2 separate regions of the Mus musculus genome follow, and region 1 is linked to region 2. Evidence: chromatin loops called from intact Hi-C (ENCODE). Cell type or tissue: heart. All regions are shown on one strand.

Region 1 (8,000 bases), 1.3 Mb after region 2:
ACCTTCAGCTTGGACTCCTGACTTGTCTGACAAGTGTTTTCCTGCACAATGGACCTGTCATTTGGAAGTTTAACACCTGCACAACTGATGCTGACCTCAGGTCTTCCTCTCTCCCACTGCCACATCCTCCTCCACTATAGAAGCAGAAACCCCATTAGTCTGTTGTTCTGCCCATACATCTTACAATCATCCCTAACCATTCTTCCATACCTGACTACTCCAGTTTAGCAGCAACCACACCAGACTCAAGCCACTCTGACCACTTCTGCAGCCAACACGGCAATCAGTGTAAAACTCAGCTTAGCTCAATTTGCTCCTGACTCAAACTTATCTCATTAAAAATAAAAATTAGAAGCCAGGCACCTGGGAGGCAGAGACAAGTAGATCCCTGTAATGAGCACAGGAAAAAAGGAAGGAAGGAAGGAAGGAAGGAAGGAAGGAAGGAAGGAAGGAAGGAAGAAAGGAAGAAAGGGAGGGAGGGAGGGAGGGAGGGAGGGAGGGAGAGAGAGAGAGAGAGAGAGGAAAAAAAGCCTTTTAGACATTACACCAAGAACTCAGTTACATCTCTTACTCAAGATAACCAGACACAGTCCTAGAACCCCAGGATGCCCATAAGATGGTATATAAGCAGAGACCAAGAGCAATGCTCTGCTCTGTAATTCTGGAGAGATGCCACTGTGATCTGTTTGGTGGCTGTAGAGTCTCCCCAAGGATGCTGACTGTTCAATCAGAAACTTCTGTTAGAGACTGGACCTGACTTTCAGCTAAGATAGGTGGAACAGGTGAGCAGCTTTGGTGAAGATAGGCTTAGGACCATAGTTAGGAATTTAAATGTGAACCTTGTGTAATGACCCTCAGCGTAATAAAATATAACTTTTGTATACTATGTAATAAAATATAACTTTTGTATACTATGTAATAAAATATAACTTTTGTATACTATGTGTATCTACCTTCTTGCTTGGGACAATCTCTGTGAGTTCAAGGCTAGCCTGGTCAACAAGGCAAGGTCCATGACATCCAGGGCTGTTACACTGAGAAACCTTGTTTCGAGAAACCAATTTGAAAAAAAACAGTAAAAGAGACAGTTAAAAGTAGAGCCAGGTGGTGGTGGTATAGGCTTTTAATCTCAGCTCTGGGAGGCAGAGGCAAGTGGATCTCTGAGTTCAATGCCAGCCTGGTCTATAGAGCAAGTTCCAGAACAGTCAGGAATACACAAAGAAATCCTGTACAGAGACAGAGAGACAAAGAGACGAAGGAGTGAGTTGGGGAGGAAAGAAAAGGAAGGGTGGAAGGAAGGAATCTGAACTTTTAATCCCAGCCCTCAGAAGGCAGAGGCAAGCAGATAGCTATGAGTTCAAGTCCAGCCTGATACAAGGCCACAGAATGAGACCCTGTCTCAAAAAAAAAAAAAAAGTAAAAGTAAAAAATAGATGGTTCAGCAGTAAAGAATTCCGGCTGCACTTGCAGAGCACATGGGTTTGACTCTCAGTCCCACATGGTGGTTCACATCCTTCAGTACCTCTAGTTCTAGCAGACTCCTTGATGGGCACTAGGCATAAATATGATGGGCATATGGATATGCAGGCAAAACCTGGTCACTTTATGATTAAAATGGAAAAAAAAAATAAGTCTTTACAAAGTCCCACAATGACCTTGTCTCATCTCTAAGCACTCCTATTTGCCCCTGGAATTGGCTAGTATGCTCCAATGGCCTTTCCATGTAGCTTAGCCTCACTCACATACCTTTTCTGTGAACAGCACTAGATCTCCCATGCACACCACCACCCCTACCCATTCCATTTCATTGGCTTATCCTTTTTCTAGAACTTTCTATCACCTGGAAAATACTTTTTTCCCCTTGGGACAGGTGCTCACTGTGTCACTCTGATTAGTCTAAAACTCACTATGCAGACCGGGATTAAAGCTGTGTGTGTGTGTTTGTGTGTTCTTTTCGGAGACAAGAGTCTTGCTCTGTAGTACAGGCTGGCCTCCAACCCAAAGCAACCTTCCTTCCTCAGCTTCTCTAGCACAAGGATTAGAAACGTGGGCAATCACAGTTGGGGTTTGTTTTGTTTTCGGGTTATAGTTTGGTTTTGTGCTGCTCAAGATCCAATGCAGGGCCAAAAAATGCTAGGTTGTTTTTGGGCTTTGGAGGATGTTGTCTGTGTGTTGCAAAGAGTACCATGCCCTCTAGGATTGCAGCAAACTCACTAAATAGCCAAGGCTGGCCTTAAACTCCTGATTTTCCTGCCTTCACCCCACCTCCACTGCTGGAATTAAAGGTACAGGCCACAAAACTGGGCTCAAAGTACAATTAAACTTAGTGTAACATTCTCACCTGCCAAGACAACTACCATAAAGCCAATGTTCTTGTTCTCAAATTTCAATTCAAACAATAATTTTAATGAAGTCAGAATATTTGCATCTGACTCAAATACTCGGTATCAAGGACCCAAGATACTTATCAGGTGAATTCTAGAAGGCTTTAGATAGTCAACTGCTCCTGGGGTTCTGACTAGTGAAGACTTGCTATGCTTTCTCAGTGAAAACAATGCTACATGCTTTGGGAGAAAAACCTACATGCCACCCAGATTCTTAGGTTCCTCAAGTTTATATTCTTTGAGAGCAATTTCAACAAAGTAACTAAATAAACGAAAGTGTTCTACTAACAGAAAAATGCATTTGTTAGTATTAAGTACTAAAATTAAACTGAGACTCAAAGAACTGCATCGAAGAGAAACAGTCTGCGTTTAGATAGAATCAAAAAGCACCGAAACAATTACGATTTAAATAAAATGCAAGTCCTTAACTTGAGCTCCAGACTCGATGCTACATTTCCTACCTTAGTAAGGAACTGACATACTAACTACCCAAAGGGACAGCTAGACTGCCCAAGGGCTCCCGGGCCGGTGTCTCGCCAACCCCACCTCCGCCCAGCGGCACCGCCTCCCCCGCCATCCCTCCGGGTGCGCTCTTTACACGGGCCGCTCGCCCGCAGCCCCTGCCCCTGCCCGGTCCCACTCCCGCCCCACACTTCCACGCCCGGGACACACATGAGCCCTACCCGAGGTGCCGGCTCTGCTCCGGCTTCCCGCAGCGCGAAAGCCGCTCGGTCGGGTTCTGTCTGCCGGGATCACACTGTCCTGCAGAGGCGCAGGAGCAGAAGTCCCAGTGCGCGCGCAGCCGCACAGTGCTGCCGCCCGGGTCAGAAAACAGCCCGACGGGCACTTCCGCCCTCGGAACCAGAGTGAACCGCAGCGCCGGGCGCCCACCGTAGGTCCAGTCACCCTCGGCGCCCGGAGATGACGTCACCAAGACCACGTGGCAAGCGCTCCGCCCTCCGAGCGCGGCCCAACCTGGCAAGACCTGAGTTGCTCCTGAGCGTGCGCAGACACACAGGGAGCGCCTGAACTCGGAACGAGTTTGCCGGTTTTCTTCTTGGATGGACAGAACGCAGTCGTTGGTGTTCCCGGTTGTCAGTGTGACAGTTGTGGAAGAACAGAGAAATAAAGGATCCTGAGACATCGGCTGCCGTGGTAGCAGCATTTTTCTCTTCCTCACAAAACAGTATTGTAAAAACCTTACTTTTAAGGGTGGTTGGGATGGTTTAATTTAGTTGGGTTAGAGTCAGGACAGGGGTATCAAGCTGCAAGTCTGGGACTTAACTAGGTATCTCGTGTTCCTCAGTCTCCCAAGTGCTAGAACTGCAGACGTGAGCCACCACACCCGGCTTTCAAGGTAAACCACATTCATTTGCTCGGTAGAACCTCCCCACTCCTGTAGGACCACAGTAGGCATTAGTGGCTGTATTTAACCCCAGTTGGTAAAAGTACCAAAACCTCCCTCACCTCTAAGAGTACCTTTCCTACTCTTATTGCTTTGAAAATAAAACAAAACGTAAAGAGTACTTGATCTGGGTCTTCACTCACCAAACATTTTAACACCCTCCTCCTCGTCCTCCTCCACCTTCTCTTCCTCCTTCTCTTCTCCCCTCTTACTCTTCTCTTTCCTTCCCCCACCCGGAGAGGATGAGGTGTCCAACTAGATCCTAAGAGATGGTAAATGGAGCCCCGGGAGCTGCAGTTACAGGCAGTTGTGAGGCACCCAGTGCAGGCACTGGAAATGATTTTAGTCTTTTGCGAGATCAGTGAGCACAATTAACTCTTAACTACACTGATCTGTAGGTATTTCTCCAGCCTTTTTTTTTCTTTCCTTTCTTCCTCCTTTTTTGGGTTTGAGACAAGCTCTCGTGCAACGCTGACTGACCTCAAACTCTATGTATAATCATGGATACTCTTTAACCCCCATCCTCCGATCTGACCTTGAATTTACCATCCTTCTGCTTCAATTTCTCTACTGGAATTTCTGCCACGACACTTTGCTCTGTCAGCAGCGGCAGAGCCTGGCTAGAGCCATGAATCTAAATAAAGGCAGTGTTACCTGAAGAAACCCAAGAGGGTCTTGTCAGACTTCTGTTGAGGAGAAGCTGGGTTGGCCTTCATAAGGCTCCACCTAATGTAATTTGGTGCCATTCTCTGGTTATCCTGGGTGTGGACCTTGTACCAGTGTCCACGTCCTGGCCAGTACTTAATAAAACTTGCTCCAAATTTGCCTCAAACTTTGTTGTAGTGATCTTGCTCTTGTCCCATGAGTTTGACACCTTTCTTTTGTGAGGTTCCTTGAGCCTTGGAGGAGATGGTGTCCCTTTTATGGCTGAGCATACAATAGTCATTTATTTTCAGTGCTTAGACCAGGTATGATTTCAGCTAGTAACTGATTACTGAGTTTAATATAGTAGAGATTTCTGCTTTGAGTAGGTGGAGTGTGTTGGAATTCTGTCTAAACTCCACCCCCACAGTTCCTGCCAGCAGCCAGGTATGCTCCTCCTCACAGTTACCTGGCAACAGCTAGATAGGCTTGGCCCAGTATAAAAGGGATTGCTTGACCCCTCCTCTCTCTTACCCTCCTACTCTCTTGCCTCTCTCTTAGGTCTTGCCCCCTTGCTCCCATTCCCCACCCTCACCCCCCATGTAGCCATGGCTGGCCTCTGCTTCTCTCCTCTCTCCTTCTCTCTGTCTCTGCTACCCTTTTAACTCCCCTCCCCATGCCCTAAATAAACTCCGTTCTATGCTATGCCTGTGTGTGGTCTCTGGGGGGGGGGGGGGGGGAGGATGCCATGGCATGGGCCCGCTGAGGTGTCTCCTTCACCCACACCCCGCCAGAACATACCTTAATAGCTCTTTCTCTTTTTGCATCGCGACTCGGATCTAGAAACTCTGCAGGTTTGCATCCCACCCCAGCTACCGCAAGAGATCCACGCTCGTTCGCTAGCCCAGATCTGGTAAACCCCCCATTCCCACTGGTCAGCATGACTATCTACATGGCCCCAGAAAAGATTTCTTGAGCTCAGAACTACCCCTCTTTTGAAGATCCTTTCCCTTGGGTGAGATTTCCCTCTCCTTTTTCTTGAGGCTGAGAATTCCAGGCCAGGTCTGGGAACCCCCCACATGTCTCGCCCTTGGGTCAGTCTGCTATAGCTTAGACTTTCCCCTAACCTCCTCTCATCTGCAGCCTGCTGTTCCAGCTGCTTTGCCTGAAAAGCAAGTTTGGCTCCGCCCCTGCCACAGATCCTGCTTGCTGCCCTCCCCTCTCTCCTTGGCTCTATTCTCCATGTGAGAGGGGTGGATCTGGCTCCAAAATGCTGCCTTCCCGCCTCTTTCTCTCTCTCTGCTTCTCTGCCTGAGACTTGGGTGGATGTGCCACAAGTGTATTGCTAGGATACTTTGGGCCCTTACTCTCCCCTGCCCACATTGGGCCCCAGCAGTGGCGCAGCCACCCAGGGCTGCATGACCTGCGGCCCCTCTGCTTCAGCCACTGCAGGCCGGCTGCTTTCTCCCCGACTCAAGACCCAGTCCCCAGCCTCTGCCATGTGGGTTACAGGCACAGTCAGAGGGGCCCAAACCAACCACTCAGTTCCACATTTTCTGCTACCAGACTGCAGAAGCCCACAAACACACACCGGCATATTGATTGGTAAAGAGTTTTCCGGTTGGCAAGAGGGATCCTAGATGCCCAAATAGTGCCTGGCCAGCCTCTTCTGCCCCGGTTCTTAAGACCGGCCTCCTGGCTTACCTACAAGTTAGGACATAGGACCAAAGGCAATTCATAAACCCTTTTGGCTCATGCAGCTGGCCGGAAATTCCTGGTATCAGGTTGAATTACTTTTGCCTGCGGCCGTGGCCTCTAGATTTTCACTTGACGACCTGAATTTCTAGTTTGACTTTACTGACCGCCACTGACCTTTACTCAGGATGCTGGAACGAAAGGTTCAGTGACCCTCTCATCCCCTGTCATCCAATGGATGCTAAATTGTCCTCAAACATATGTTTTAAGGGATCTTCACACATACTGCTAGCAGTCTGGTAAATGAGAAAAGGCCCAAGCACTTACCTGTCCATGCTGCCTCCATGCTTACTTTATGAAACACGCTTAAACCTGCTGGGACAAACTCGTTTTCTGTCACCAGGATTTTATGCCACTGCTGCCAGCTCTCTTAGGCTGGTTCTAGCCATATGCCTCTTTGCTAACGCTACCTAAGGTTCTCATTTCTATCCTTTCTCAATATGATTTTTACTACTGTCACTGAATTCTACTCAGTTATAACCAATCTATATAGGGCTCAATCTTGTCAGAAATCTGTTAACAATAAGGTTGTGACAGAAGCTGTGACCACGAGGGCTCAGAAGATGTGGTCGCAGCTACAGGATGCTGCCTGGATTGTGATATGGTAACCACTGAACTACGAAATGAACAACACTGGATACCCTGAATTAAATAACTTAGCCAAAACCAAGGTGTCTTAGTTAGGGTTTTACTGCTGTGAACAGACACTATGACTAAGGTAAGTCTTTAAAAAACAAAAAAACAAAAAAACCAAACATTTACTTGGGGCTGGCTTACAGGTTCAGAGGTTCAGTCCATTATCATCAAGGCAGGAGCATGGCAGTATCCAGGCAGGTATGGCACAGGCAGAGCTCTTACATCTTGCCCCCTTGCTCCTATTCTCCCCACCCCATGTGGCCATGGCCAGCCTCTGCTTCTCTACTCTCTCCTCTCTGCCTTTCTCTGCCTCTGCTACCTTCTTAACTCCCCTCCCCATGCCCTAAATAAACTCTGTTCTATGCTATACCAGTGTGTGTCTGGTCCCTCACAGGGAAGGGATGCCTTGGCATGGGCCTGTTGTGGCACCCCTTCCCCCACAACCCCCAGAACATATCTTCTAGCTCTTTCTCTTTTTATGATCACAACAGAGTGAATGAGAACTGTGCCTTTCAAACTTTGGACAGGTATTCTTACTTTAAAAAAAAAAATCTACATTTTTCTTCAAGTAATATAAACATGTACTAAGGAGTCTCATTTTAAAACAGCCCTGGTTTTTGTCTCAAGATAAATCACTGATGAAACTGATGATATGTTTAAGCACGTGAAGTCCCTTGAAAGCAGATTTTACTTTATTACTTATTAAATTCTAGAGCAAAATCATACTATTATTCAGTGTGATTTCTACAAATTTCCAAACAGCAATGTGCCATATTCAGTAGTACTGAAGAAATGTTTCTTAATTCTCCTTAAATGACTTCTGAGTCACCTCTGGTTTAGTTTTAAGTTCCTCAGACAGAAAGTTCTACCTACCGAGCAGACGAATATGGTTTACCCTGGAAGCCGGGTGTGGTGGCTCACGTCTGCAGTTCCAGCACTTGGGAAGCTGAGGAGCCCGGGATTATGATCTGAGCTTGGAATTAGGACCCGAGGTCCATACACTTGTCAACATTTCACCACAATACAAAAATAAATGAAGGTTTAGCAATATCTAATGCATCCCTCACATGAAGACTATGAGTCCTGAACTGTCCAGTTATAAAATTATCCAGATACATAGTAAAAAGGAGGATGTGGGGGACTACTGTTTTAATATATTCAGTTCTAGTATAGATCTA
Region 2 (8,000 bases):
GTAGATCCCTTTAGCTCCTTGGGTACTTTCTCTAGCTCCTCCATTGGGGGCCCTGTGATCCATCCAATAGCTGACTGTGAGCATCCACTTCTGTGTTTGCCAGGCCCCGCTGAGAGGCTTTTTACAGATCCTGCTTTGGTCAGAAGTCAGATGAACTTCAATTTGACTGCTGCTCCAGCAATGTCCACAAAACGGGAAAGATGTAGTGTTGCTGTTGTTACTGTTGCTGTTGTTTTTAAAGCTGGCAGTTATTCTGACCATGAATCAAACACATATGCTAAAATGCACTCAAATTCTATCCTATTAAACAAACTACCTTCAATGTAAACCTAACAGTTTAGTTTTCTCCACATAGTGCACAATACACATGAGCCTTCTAAGACTCAGAGAGGCCACATCTCCAACATAATTTCTTTGCCTTCCCCTCCTTTTCTTTCACACTTTGTTATCCCTGCGCGGGATGACTCGTCCACATCACTCACTAGTAACATAAGGGGCTCTCTCAGTATCCCAGTCAGTACATCAAGTGTCTACTTATTAGTGCTATACAACAATGTTAATTTTACTGTAAAAGCTGATTAGAAACATACTTTAACAATTTATTCTAATTATAATTAGATATTTGTTGACTGCTAAATTCTAACAAAGCAAAAAAAAAAGGTTATTTCTTAATTTTAGAAAGATCTCAGCACTTCTGCTCAGTCTTTTTTATTATTATAAAAATATAATAATAATAATATTCCAAAGCATGCTCGTGAAGGCCAGAGGACTACGCTGTGTAGTCAGTTCTCTCTTTCTGTCTCTACATGAGGTCTAGGGATCAAAGTCAGGTAGCCAGGTCTGGGGAGGCCCCTTAACACACTGACCCCGTTCATCAGCTTCTCTGTTCAGCCTTAAAGTGCAACCACAATAATTTGTATTTTTAGAATTCACTGAACATGATGATCTACCTGAAAGAGCCAAACTAAGAGAATTCAAAGATTCATCAAAACAATGGTAAATTCAAAGAACAAAATGAACAAATTCACTGTAATCAAATGAAGATGTGTAATCAAAGAGATGTGAGCAATATGCCATTTTTTGCCTAGCAACAAGAGGAAACACTTTATTTTTAATTGTAATATTTAAGTCTCCAAGCACTCAGACTGCTGACCAGAACTTCCCAAAGACTAGGTTAAGAAACTGATAATTAAGGTCTTTTAAATGTCGGCTGTATAATTAAATCCTGCTCATCTTCTAGGAACAAACCCTAAGGAAACAGAAGACTAAGCCTTAAGGACAAAGCTGTTCTTTTAAAATCAGTAAAAACATTAAAATGTTAAAAAGCAAGTTTTTGTTTCATTCATCCTACCAAGTCCTGCCAAATCATTAACTACATTTATGGATACACATCCACGATGTTTTCTAAACACAAAACAAGACACTGTATGAAAAATGTTAGGTAAAAATGCAAAAAGATTGTTTACTATTGTGAATAGAATGACAGATTTTTCTTTATTTTTATTATCAAATCTTTCTATAATTAAAATATACAAAATATATAAATATATTTAAATATAAAATGTTTAAAACCAGGAAATATTATCAAAGCCTTTTATATCATATTTATGCAAAATGCCGGATATAAGTTAACAATACAAATAGCAATGTTAATAACCTACGCACACAGCCCTCATCAGCTGTTACCAATAGATAGCATGACATCAGGAAATATGTGAAAGCAGCCCCTAGTGAAAAGATTCACAGAGGAAATAAAGAAAAAGTTGAAGCTGACGTTTACTTCCTAAAACTAGATTGTTCTAAATTGTTTCAGTCTAGGAAAGTAACAAATTAATATATATATATATATATATATATATATATACTCAGAAACAGTTGCCACAAATTTTCTCTACTCAGAATCATAAAGAATAAAACTTTTCAAAAAAAAAAAAAAAAGTATCCCCAAACTCACAAACTCCACATTTCTTTTCATCACTCTCCTTAGCTAACTAAAACGAAGTTGGTGGGGGGGCGGGGGGGGAGGTGGAATAAAGCAAACTGAGCAGAGCAAGGTAGGCGAATGCCTAGAATCCAAATTCTTGGAAGGCTGAGGCAGGAGGCTCTAAAGTTTGCAGCCAGCCTGGGTTACAAACCTGACTGCCTTGTCTCACCGCCACTAAAATTAGTCTGACTTCACAAGGCATCAAACAACGCCCCCAGCCCCGCCCCACCTCCTCTATTTGGAGTTTGCCAAAGCAAAAGTTCGAAACAGAGCTTTTATTCCGGTGTGAATTCACACACACACACACACACACACACACACACACAGAGTTCTCACCCAGCCCACAATTCACACACACACACACACACACACACACACACAGAGTTCTCACCCAGCCCACTCAACCCAAGTCTGCAGGACTAAACGATGGAGGCAGGCAAGCTACAGCAGGAATGCCTGCTACACCAACAGAGCTGCACAAACACACCTGTCTGGTGGCTGCCAACCTTTGTCTAGTGCCAAAACCGAGGCGCCCCGCATTTCAAATAAATCCTAGCCCGCCTACCTCACTCTGTAGCTTAAGCAAACCCAGCACGTCCCCAGCCCGAGCCCGTGCGAGGCGCCACCGCACCCTTTCCCAGTGCGGGGCCCGGACCCCGCGGAACGCATTTCCGCTCGGACCGAACCCCACCGGACAGCCCGTCCCCGTCCCCGGTCCCCGTCCCCGCCCCAGCCCCAGCCCCCGCCGGCCGCGCCCCCGCGCCTCCCGCCGACTCCCCCCGCCCGCCAGCCTCGGAAAAGTGCAGCGCGCGTTCTCCGGGCGCCTCACCCTCGGGCAGCTCCACGGTGCGCGCGCGGCGCAGCGAGCGCGTCAGACGGTTGAGCTGCTCCATCGCTCTCTCCATCCTCGGCGCGGCCTCCGCGAAGCCCCCGCCGCGCCCGCGGCCTCCGCGACCCGCGCCCTACATCCCCGCACAGGCCGGGAGAAGGAGCGAGCTCGCTGCGGCCGGCGCCCAGGAACGCTAGGATGCTAAGCCGAGTCAGTCCGCCGCACCGACGGCTGCCAACCAGACCGCGCTGGGGTGGGCACCAGCCGCCGCCTCCGCTCGCTCGCGCCTTTCCTGCCGCGGCCCCGCTTCCCTCCTGGGCTCGCGAAGCCTTCTGGGAACTGTAGTTTCGAGCTGGCTGGGCCGCACTCCCCGACGGAGCCACGCCTCTATGGCATCTATGTGGTGATCTGTAGGTTAGACTGAGCAATTTGTGGAAATACTTTGTGGGCTTTCACGCGCCCTCACGTTCTTCCCTCCAAAGTTGTATAAGAGCATCCTCCCTCGGTTCTAACACACCCCAGTAAAGCAGATTAGAGAATTTCAGTTATTCCTAAATTCATCACCACCAAGCTAAAACAGATGTACTTTTCTATAAACAAATGCCTTAACTATCCTGCTTACAAATTAAATTTTGAACAGTAATAAAACTCAAGTTCGAAAGCAAAATTGTAGGTTTTTTTTTCCTTTATTGTGACTTAACAATGCCTTGTTTCTCTTGCTGAGTACATTTCTAAGAACAAGGACACAGCTCTATCGTATGCCCCGTCATATATATCCCTGTACTTAGCACAGAAAATGATGCCAACTCCAAACTTTGAGGAAAATCTAAGTGACAAACAGGAAAAACAAATGTTAATTTGGTAAAATGCAATCTCAGTTCCCATGACAGGCCCCAGTGGGCGAATCAAAGACTTCAAAGCTGGGCATGATAATACATACAGGTTATTCCCAGCACTCAAGAAGCAGAGGCAGATGGGTCCTGAGTTTGAGGTTAGCCAGCACACACAATGGAGCCCCGTTTTAAGATGATGGAGGTATGAGCTTTGAGCCTACTACATGTAGCCCAGGCTAGCTTTGCATTTGATGTGTAGCTAAAATGACTACATTCTTTGTCTCTACCTCCCCAGGGCTAGGATCTGTACTGCAGCCCTGAAGGGAAAGACTTCCCCTTCACAAGTGTTACAGCTCTGCTCCGGGCTGCAGGAGGGGGGAGTTTTCCCAATACAAGTGTAACAGCTCTCTGCTCCAGGAGAGGATGCTCCAGTGAAAGGGTTACATCTTTACTAGAGAGGGATCCTGGCAATCCAGAGCCAAAGAATACCACAAAGTCACATCACACACAAGACCTCACACAAGAGGTTTAGTAGAAAGGCAAAACCCAAGAGAGTGGCTGCCACTGCTCCGATGAAAAGCAGCAGGGAACTGAGCAGAAGGCAGGGCTTATATAGGCTTATATATTTATCTTATATAGGATTGTTGGGGCTTGGAGGTGGAGCTTTCCAAGCCAAGCTTGGGTGAGCGCAGGGGTTGGTGGGTTTTGCTCTTCAGAGATTAGTGGGTTTTCTTGTTCAGGGACTGGTGGGTTTTCTTAACCCTTTTGTCCCACACTCACTACCACACCTGGTAGACACAAAACCTCAATTATGACAAAAATGGTTTAATAAAATTTAAGTTGGAATTAGAACAATGGCTCTACAGCTAAAAGCACTGGCTACTTTTCCAGATAACCAGATTTGCTTTCCACATAGTAGCACAGGGCCATCTGTAATGCCAGTTCCAGGAGATCTGATGCTCTACTCTGGCCTCCAGGCACTGCATACAAATGGTGCACAGACATATAAGCAGGCAAACACATAAAAACTTAAAATATATATTTTTTTTCAGGGACTGGAAAGGTGGGTCAGAGGTAAAAAGCATGTTCTACTCTTGCAAAGTTTGGTCCCCAGCACCCACCTGGTACCCCACCTGGTACCCCAAATCTAATATAGTCCAGCTCTAGGGAATCAAACATACTTTGGTGTCCATACCCATGCAGAGAACACAGAATCAAGAATAAAATATCTGGGCCTGGAGAGATGGCTCAGTGGTTAAAAGCACTGAATGCTCTTCCGAAGGTCCTGAGTTCAAATCCCAGCAACCACATGGTGGCTCACGCCATCTGTAATGAGACCTCGTGCCCTCTTCTGGTGTGTCTGAAGACAGCTACAGTGTACTTATAAATAAATAAATCATTTTTTAATTATCTTTTTAAAATAGTTTAAGGGGCTGAAGAGCTGGCTCAGCAATCAAGAGCACTGGTGCTTGCTATTGCAGAGGACCCAGGTTTGCTCTCCAAAGCCCACCTAGTGACTTAACTGTCCTTAGTCTAGTTCCGGACACTCAGATGATCTCCTCTGGCTTCTGCAGGCATTGCATGCACATTGTACACTTACCAGCAAACAGAGCACTCACCCATACAATAAAAGTAATAAATCAAGACTTCAAACAGGCAAACATTTAAAAATCTGAAGTGTGAATCAATCCAATCTGTGGTGAACATAAGAATGACGACTGAAAATGAAAAATTAAGGGAGGAGGCCTCTCTCGTCTATCATCACCAGCGCTGAGAGATGCTGGAGTGCGTGAGGAACAAAGGAATGGAGATTCTCACCTTGTCTCTCAAAGAGGCAAAGCTTCCCTTGCAGTGAGTTCATCAGTGTAAGAACAAATCTTGCCTGATCACCTCCTTTTTAGAAAGAGATACTCTCTGACCTTTGTGCAGAGTCTAAAGAGGAAGAGGGTGGCTGGCATTGGTGTCCCTTCCCAGGGAGGTTCTAATCAATTCCAGCCTACATGTGACAGTCACTTGTGCTACAGGCTCAAGGCAGAGCTTCATCATCTTTACTTAACCAGTTAGTTTGGATGAGACCCAAACCTGTCTGGCAGGTTTAGAAAACCCAAAGCTTCAAAGGAAGGACAAAGGCAATAGGCCAACCAAGGTGGTGCTCAAACTTTGCAACCTGGTATCAAGTGAGAATGTTCTGGCTCTGTGTCCTCCTTAAAACATCCAACATGTCAGCTTCCTGTGGTGCGTTCATTAGCTTAGAATGCTCAAGACCCAGGACTTGGTTTTCATTACACACACACACACACACACACACACACACGCATATTAAAGGATAGAAGGCTTGGTGCTTCAGAGTCCCTGGCTACCCTTGCAGAAAACCTAGACTCAGTACACAGAATCACGTGGTGGTTCACAATCATCCATGACTTCACTTACAGGGGATTCAGCACATTCCATGAGCACTAGACACAAAGGCAGTGAGTATACATACGAAAATATACTTAAACTGATAATGAACTTAAAAAATAAATAGAAGGAAAGGAAAGCCTGTTTTGGTGCCAGGTCTGATAAAGCATGACCTACTACTGCCCTGGTGTGAGCCCAGAGGCTCCAGGTCAGTCTGGGCAACAGAGTGGAAGCCTGTCTCAAAACAACCGGTAAGAAGGAAGGATTGCACTGTTACATGAAAAATTAGTCCCTCAACACTTATCTCTGACAAGATGCAGTCATTCCATGGACTTTATGTAGAACACCTCCAAAGTCCTCTAGGCATTAAGCCCAGACATAGATTATGTAAACAGGGGTAGATTCCAAGCTGACTTCATTGTAAGCACTGTTCCCCAAGTTGGTCACTGTTTATTACATGACTGGGAAATACAGAAAAAAACTTACAGAAGAGTAGACTGGTAATTTGAAAATCTATAATATAGAGCAGTCTCCCACATAGCTCAGTTTGGAGTGTGTCTTAGTTAGGGTTTTACTGCTGTGAACAGACACCCTGACCAAGGCAACTCTTATAAGAGCAGCATTTAATTGGGGCTAGATTACAGATGCAGAGGCTCAGTCCATTATCATCAAGGCAGGAACATGGCAGCATCCAAGCAGGCATGGTGTAGGAGGAGCTGAGAGTTCTAGATCTTCATCTGAAGGCTGCTAGGAGAAGACTGGCTTCCAAGAAGCTAAGATGAGGGTCTTATAGGCCACACTCAGTGAAACAACTACTCCAAAAGGCCATACCTACTCCCAACAAGGCCACACCTACTCAAACAAGGCCACACTTACTCAAATAAGGACACACCTTCAAATAGTGCTACTGCCTGGGTCAAGCATATACAAACCATAACAGGTTATATGAATAGTATTGCAATAGGCTTATCACCTCTTTATCCAATTGAGAATCCAACCATGATATAAATGCTCTGTAATCTACACAGTTCAAAGCACTAAGCACTACCTAACATATCTACTGCACTCAGGAAATGCAGCTGGCATGAATGAATTTTAAACCCATAATGAAATAAAAACCTTAAGACATTGAAGGAAAAAATTAAAGAAGACATCAGAAAATAGAAAGATCTCTCATGATCATGAATCACTAAGATTAATATTGTGAAATCAGCCATCCTACCAAAACACAATCTAAGATTCAATACAATCCCCATCAAAATTCCAACACAACCTAGTAGAAATCGAAAGAATAATCTATAGATTCACATAAAAACACAAAAGCACAGGATAATCGAAACAATCCTGAAAAATACAAGAACTACCAGAGGTATCACCGTCCCTGATTTAAGTTGTATTGCAAAGCTATAGTAATTAAAAAAAAAAAAAAAAACCAGCACGGTACTAATGTAAAAACAGACATGCTGACAAATGGAACCTAACTGAAGATCCAAACATAAGTCCACAAACTACCTGTGATGGTTTTAATAGGTACTGCCTCCATAGATTCATGTATTTGAATGCTTGGCCATAGGGAGTGATACTATTAGAAGATGAGCCTTATTGGAAGAATTGTGTCACAATGAAGATGGGGCTTTGAGGTCTGAGATGTTCAAGATACACCCAGTATGAAACATATCCAGTCTCTTTCTGATACTTTTGGATCAAGATATAGAACTCTTGGTTCCTCCAGCATCATGTCTGCCTGCACATTGCCATGCTTCTCACCATGGCAGCGTTTAAAAATGTAAGTCAGCCTCAATTAAATATTTTTCCTTTATAAGAGTTGCCCAGTCATGGTGTCTCTTCACAGCAATAAACTAAGAGAGTATATATAAGGAGAGATAGATAGATAGATAGATGGATAGATAGATAGATAGACCAAAAATACAAACAAGAAAAAAGCCAGAACCTT

What was found. Hi-C counts contacts between places; a loop is a spot of excess contacts. Peaks named below come from ENCODE experiments on the same cell type or tissue, not always from the same donor. Only the 100,000 strongest peaks of a DNase experiment are listed, where the experiment ranks them.
Region 1: a loop joins it to region 2, with 4 times the contacts of the local background. A loop is called at or near these places in 2 of 42 quality-filtered maps.

Annotation. Positions count from the first base shown.
Region 1 is chr10:44,263,652-44,271,651 of GRCm38, reverse strand. Atg5 (autophagy related 5) reads right to left here and starts at 3,313. Exons shown (of 8, transcript NM_053069.6): 1 at 3,068-3,313. Gm40637 (a long non-coding RNA gene) reads left to right here and starts at 3,450. Exons shown (of 2, transcript XR_871625.2): 1 at 3,450-3,539; 2 at 3,691-3,910. In heart, a CTCF peak has its summit at 3,140; a DNase peak (open chromatin) is centred at 3,331; H3K4me3 peaks cover 2,836 bases; H3K27ac peaks cover 1,731 bases.
Region 2 is chr10:45,572,964-45,580,963 of GRCm38, reverse strand. It overlaps Hace1 (HECT domain and ankyrin repeat containing, E3 ubiquitin protein ligase 1), which reads right to left and starts at 3,135. Exons shown (of 24, transcript NM_172473.3): 1 at 2,814-3,135. The coding sequence starts at 2,889. In heart, no CTCF peak of the experiment used is centred here; a DNase peak (open chromatin) is centred at 3,113; H3K4me3 peaks cover 1,412 bases; H3K27ac peaks cover 1,216 bases.